Regions from separate parts of the Mus musculus genome. Here region 2 is linked to region 1. Evidence: chromatin loops called from intact Hi-C (ENCODE). Cell type or tissue: left cerebral cortex. All regions are shown on one strand. Region 1 has its middle 1.7 kb from the start of Narf. Region 2 overlaps Foxk2 (forkhead box K2).

The links. Peaks named below come from ENCODE experiments on the same cell type or tissue, not always from the same donor. Only the 100,000 strongest peaks of a DNase experiment are listed, where the experiment ranks them.
Region 2: it touches region 1 in a loop (4-fold over the local background); 4 of 42 quality-filtered maps call a loop at or near these places.

What each region holds. Positions count from the first base shown.
Region 1 is chr11:121,234,278-121,236,777 of GRCm38, forward strand. No RefSeq gene overlaps it. Among named protein-coding and RNA genes, the nearest start is that of Narf, 1.7 kb to the right of the region's middle. In left cerebral cortex, CTCF peaks have their summits at 1,407 and 2,458 (motif pointing right); DNase peaks (open chromatin) are centred at 1,407 and 2,494; H3K4me3 peaks cover 537 bases; H3K27ac peaks cover 775 bases.
Region 2 is chr11:121,288,541-121,291,040 of GRCm38, forward strand. It overlaps Foxk2 (forkhead box K2), which reads left to right. Exons shown (of 9, transcript NM_001080932.3): 4 at 2,204-2,350. Among named protein-coding and RNA genes, the nearest start is that of Foxk2, 30 kb to the left of the region's middle. In left cerebral cortex, a CTCF peak has its summit at 1,544 (motif pointing left); a DNase peak (open chromatin) is centred at 1,444.

The sequences.
Region 1 (2,500 bases):
TGTCTCCAAAGCGCTTGGATAAAAGAAGTGCAAAACCATAGCTGGCCTTTGATTTTATTTTGTGTGTGTAAATGTTTTTCCTGTGTGTAGTATGTGTACCACATGTATGTCTGGTGCTCACAGAGGTCAAAAGAGTGCGTCGCTGCCAGCCAGTCATGGTGCACGCCTTTAATCCCAGCACCTGGGAGGCAGAGTCAGGTGGATCCCAGATTTCAAGGCCAGGCTGGTCTACAGAGTGAGTTCCAGGACAGCCAGGTTACACACAGAAACCCTGTCTCAAAACCAAACCAAACCAAAACAAAACAAATCCCCCAAAACCAAAAGAACAACAAAAACCAAGCAGGGTGTCACATACCCTGGAGACAGGAGTTAATGGAAATGTTGGGAACCAATACACAGAATCAGGAATCAACCCAGGTCCTCCGCAATGGCAAATGCTCTAAACTGCTAAGCCATTCCTCCAGCCTCAAGAGACTCCATCTTAATAAAACTCCACAAGTTGGGTGTGGACGTTAATGTTTGGTTACTGCTTCTAAGCATTAAGGTGTGGGTCATAGTGTCTGACTGGCTTCCAGCAGGATAACCAAATCAGATATAATATGTCATTGAACATTTGTAGACTCTTAAGTGTAAGAGTAATCTTTACACAGCTCTCCGCAGTAGTGAAGGGTACTTGATATCAAGTTATTTCTACCAGAATTTTGAGAATAAAAACAGTTTTAGCTATATAAGCGTGCAGAACAAAAAGAATGTGTTGACAGTTCATATGAGTGTAGCTCAAAGAATGTAGAAACAAAAGAAACTCCCCAACTAGACAACTAGACAGTCTTATGATTCCTGTCTTCCCTTCTCTAGTCTTGCCTAACCTTGCAGTTAGTAATCAAGAGGATCAGCAAAATGGCTGAGCTCCTAGAGTTGGTTCTGAGTTTGATCCTTGGAACCAGGATGGTAGGAGAGAACCAACATCTGTATGTGTGCAAGTATATACACAAATGCACACACATACACATATACATATATATTTTTTCCATGTACATGGGAAAATTGCATGAAACAGGAGAGAGGAAGAGAACCAGAAGATAGCTGTGAGACAGAACAGGTTTTGGTTCTGGTGATAGGACCTGGAGCTCCTCGGGCGACTGCCCGTACTCCCGACATCACTGAGAATAATTTTAGTGAACTGAAAGTAAGGTAAACTCACAATGATGTTAACATTTTTATTTCTTTATGTTGTGTGTGCGCACATCCATAGTAGCAAGTGGAGGAGAGGACACCTTGCAGGGGTTTACCTTGCTTTACCTACTAAACCGTTTCACTGGGCCCTAAATTCATATTTCTTTTTGTTTTATGAGCGTTTTGGCAGCATGTGAGCAAATGCACTGTGTGTCTGTTGCCTCCGGTGGCCAGAAGAGGCGCTAGATCCCTCGAGTTGGAGCCCGGGAAGTTTCTAGCCAGTCAGTCACAGGTGCTAAGAACCAACTTTGATCCTCTGAAAGAAAGGCAGTGCTCTTAGCCATCATCTCCCTAGCCCCCTTATATTTCTAATGATATGTTTAAACTCAGCTTTTAGAAGGCACTGAAAAACAAACTCCATTTAACAAGCTAATTCAGAGAATTTAGGGCTGGGGATGTGACAGCCAGCTGTAACTTGGGGGCACTGTTACTGCTGGTCCAGAAACAGGCTGCTCTCAGTTATTAGAGACACTTCCCTCGGTAAACCATTATCCTATAATCTCATTCTATTATTGACATTCCAGGTCAAAGGTCAGTGGCCTTTAAGGGATGCCTGGTACTATAGTAAGTTTCTTTAGCTGTCCCAGGGGAGTTATATGTACATTATTACACAGGACGATTCTCTTGCCCAGCTGTGGATTCCATAGATAAGGTACATCTTTTGTATATTATGTAACTTGCCCTATTCTGTAGGTGGTGTGCAGCTATGATATCTACTTTATAAAGCTTTCCTTTAGCCTTCTTCCAGCATGCTGTTTGGCTCTAAAGCCGCTGTCCTTCAGGTAGGAGTAAGAATGCACTTATTTAATTTAAATTTGAATTGAGTCTGTCTTTGGTCTTTCCCAGGGGATTGGAACACAACAAAAGAATAATGCATTTAATCTGCCTTGGAGACAGGTCTCACTGTGTAGCAGTATAGGGCAGTGTTGGCTTTAATTTTATCATTTTCCTGCCTCAGCCTCCTGAGTGTTGGGTAATTGCCAATAGGCCTGCTCATCCTACCTGTCATTTTGTTTGTAGACAGGTACATGTGTAGTACTGGCCGTCCTGGAACTCAGAGATCTGCCTTGCTCTGTCTCCTGGGTTCTGGGACTAAAGGCATGCGCTAACTCGCCAAGATTCAAGGTCAGCCTACTTTGAATCTACACGCCAGACTCAGCAGCATTGCCCATAAAGCAAAGCAAGCCTGCTGCGCATGTGCACTTGTGCCGCACCGGCCTACGTGAGGCTTCGCTGGCTGGTCATGGCGGCGGTAGAGGGCGGCGCC
Region 2 (2,500 bases), 54 kb after region 1:
TGTGCATCCTTGTGGATTTGATTCTCATGTCATTCTGAGTGTGACATAGGCATCAGGATTTGTAGTGCATTTTTAAAAAATTATTCAACACATTTGTGAGGCTCCCTGGGCAACTGTAGACTACGTGAACTTGCTAGTGACACAGAAGGGAGTTGCTGTGGTGTTAAGTGAGAAAAAGCATAATCGGTATATATTGCTACTTTCGCCTTATCATTATAAATGTGACATACTCACAAAGAACACAAAAGAGCCATGGAGTGAGCAGAACATAGCGATGTTCCTGCACACACAGCGGCAGGCTTAGGTGCAGGCTTGAAGCGTTGCAGTAGAAATATGATGGCTATAATACCAGAACCGAGAGTGGTCTGTGAGCAGCTGTGCAGACTCAGGGCCTGGCAGCAGCTGCAAAGTTTGCTTTACACGTATGGTGATATTCTGACCATTTTCTATGTTAAATTATTTAAGGAATAAAATGGTAGCATACACCTTTAATTTCAGCATTTAGGAGGGAGAGCCAGGAGGATCTCTGAGTTCAAGGCCATCTTGGTCTACATAACAAGTTTCAGTTTTTATTGGAGGCATATAGTGAGACATTGTTTCTAAAAGTGTGAGGACAGTGTTTTTTAAAGGCCAGCTTAGCAGATAAAGGCGGATGATCTAAAGTTTGATTCCTAGGGTCCACATAGCAGGAGAGGAGAATTGACTCCTAGAACAAATAAATAACATCCTTAGAAACATGTAAGAAAAAAGTGCTAGGAAATACGTTGACCTTCTGAGCAGGGATGGAGGCTTAAGGCTCCAAGTCACATGGTGGGTGCAAGGAGAGCTGCTTAGCCACTGGGGGCTCAGACTTGGGTTCTCTTCCTAGAACTTGGTGTCTTCCTGTGGGTGCTGAGGCAGAGCCTTTGTGGCCTGAGGGATAGCAAATAAGTGCTAGGAAAATGTCAGCCATTTAAGGTGGGCCATGGGGGTCTTCTGGATGCTGACTGTAGTGGGGTGTTAAGGTTTTCTATTGAGAGAATTGAAAAACATGTCTGCACCATCAGCTTCTGTCTGAGCTGTCATCAGCGCTCTTCCTTTATGCCCTCTGATTTTTCCCTTATCCCTAAGTGCATCTCTACTGAGATGGGATTCAGTGTCTTACTCTGTAGGCTGACCTTAACTCAATGTGTAGCACTAATGGTTTGCTTTAAAAACTGTAAATTCTAAAAATACAAGGCCGGGTTGGGGAAGAGTCTGGAGACATGGCTTAGCAGTTAAGAATACAAACTGCTGCTCTTCCAGAGGACCTGGGTTTAAATCTCAGCCCCCACATGGGACTAACAACTGTAACTCCAGTTCTAAGGGAGCTGCGCTCTCTTTTCTGTCCTACACGACATTACACGCACATGCTGAATAGACATCCATTCAGGTATCACACCTACACACTAAGTACATAAGTTGCATACTTTATGAGCAGTATACATCCTTACAGTGATGGTGATGAAGCCCAGGAGGCCTTATGCTGAGTGTGCTTTGAATAAGTGGCATTATTTGAATGTGCTGCCCTCTAGAGTGCTTCTTTTCATTTACATTGTTTTGATATTTCCCAGTGCTGGTATGCATTTTCTAGAAGTTCATACAGAAACTAGGCTCCTACATAGACATGTCCTCATATGCAGAAGCTTGGCAGTAGATGGGCATTTGGACAGTCCTACCTCAAGTGCTCTTGTGACTTCTGATGTGTGGAAAGATCCCTGTTAGAACCACCGTTGTGCTGTGCTTGCTCCCAGTCATACTTGGCCATGCCCCTTCCCTTCTGTGTCACAGGGCCCTCCCTTCCTGACTTGTACTGCTCTGGGCTCCCTGAAGCCCAGTGGCTTTGCTTATCTTTATTGTTTTGTTCTTATCATTTAAATTTTCTCCTTATGTGATTTGTTTGTTTGTTTTGTTTGTTTGATACAGTTTTTCTAAGTAGCACTCCTAGCTGTCCTGGAACTCTCCTTGTAGACCAGGCTGTCCTCAAAGTCAAAGAGATCTGCCTGCCTTTGCCTCTAGAGTGTTGGCCCCTTATGTGATTTTTAATCTTTCTATATATATTACAAATTTCCAACTAACTTTTCTCAACGTTTCCCATTATCTTACTTTTATAATAAAAACGCTGTTGGAAGAACACATAAAGAATCTCTTGAATCTTAGGTGCTTTTTTTTTTTTCTAACACAGGATGACTCAAAGCCACCTTACTCCTATGCACAGTTGATAGTACAAGCAATTACAATGGCTCCTGATAAACAACTTACCCTAAATGGGATTTATACACACATCACTAAAAACTATCCATACTACAGGACTGCGGACAAGGGCTGGCAGGTAAGTCCGTTTCAGCTTGCTGTAGGTGCTGCCTTTTCTAACTGGGATGTACACTAGAGAGGTCATTAAGAAGGGAGTCTCCACCGAGAGCGGAGGCCTGACAGTGTCCTGCTCTTTGGTAGAGAAGGAGCAGCAGTTCTGGAGAAAATG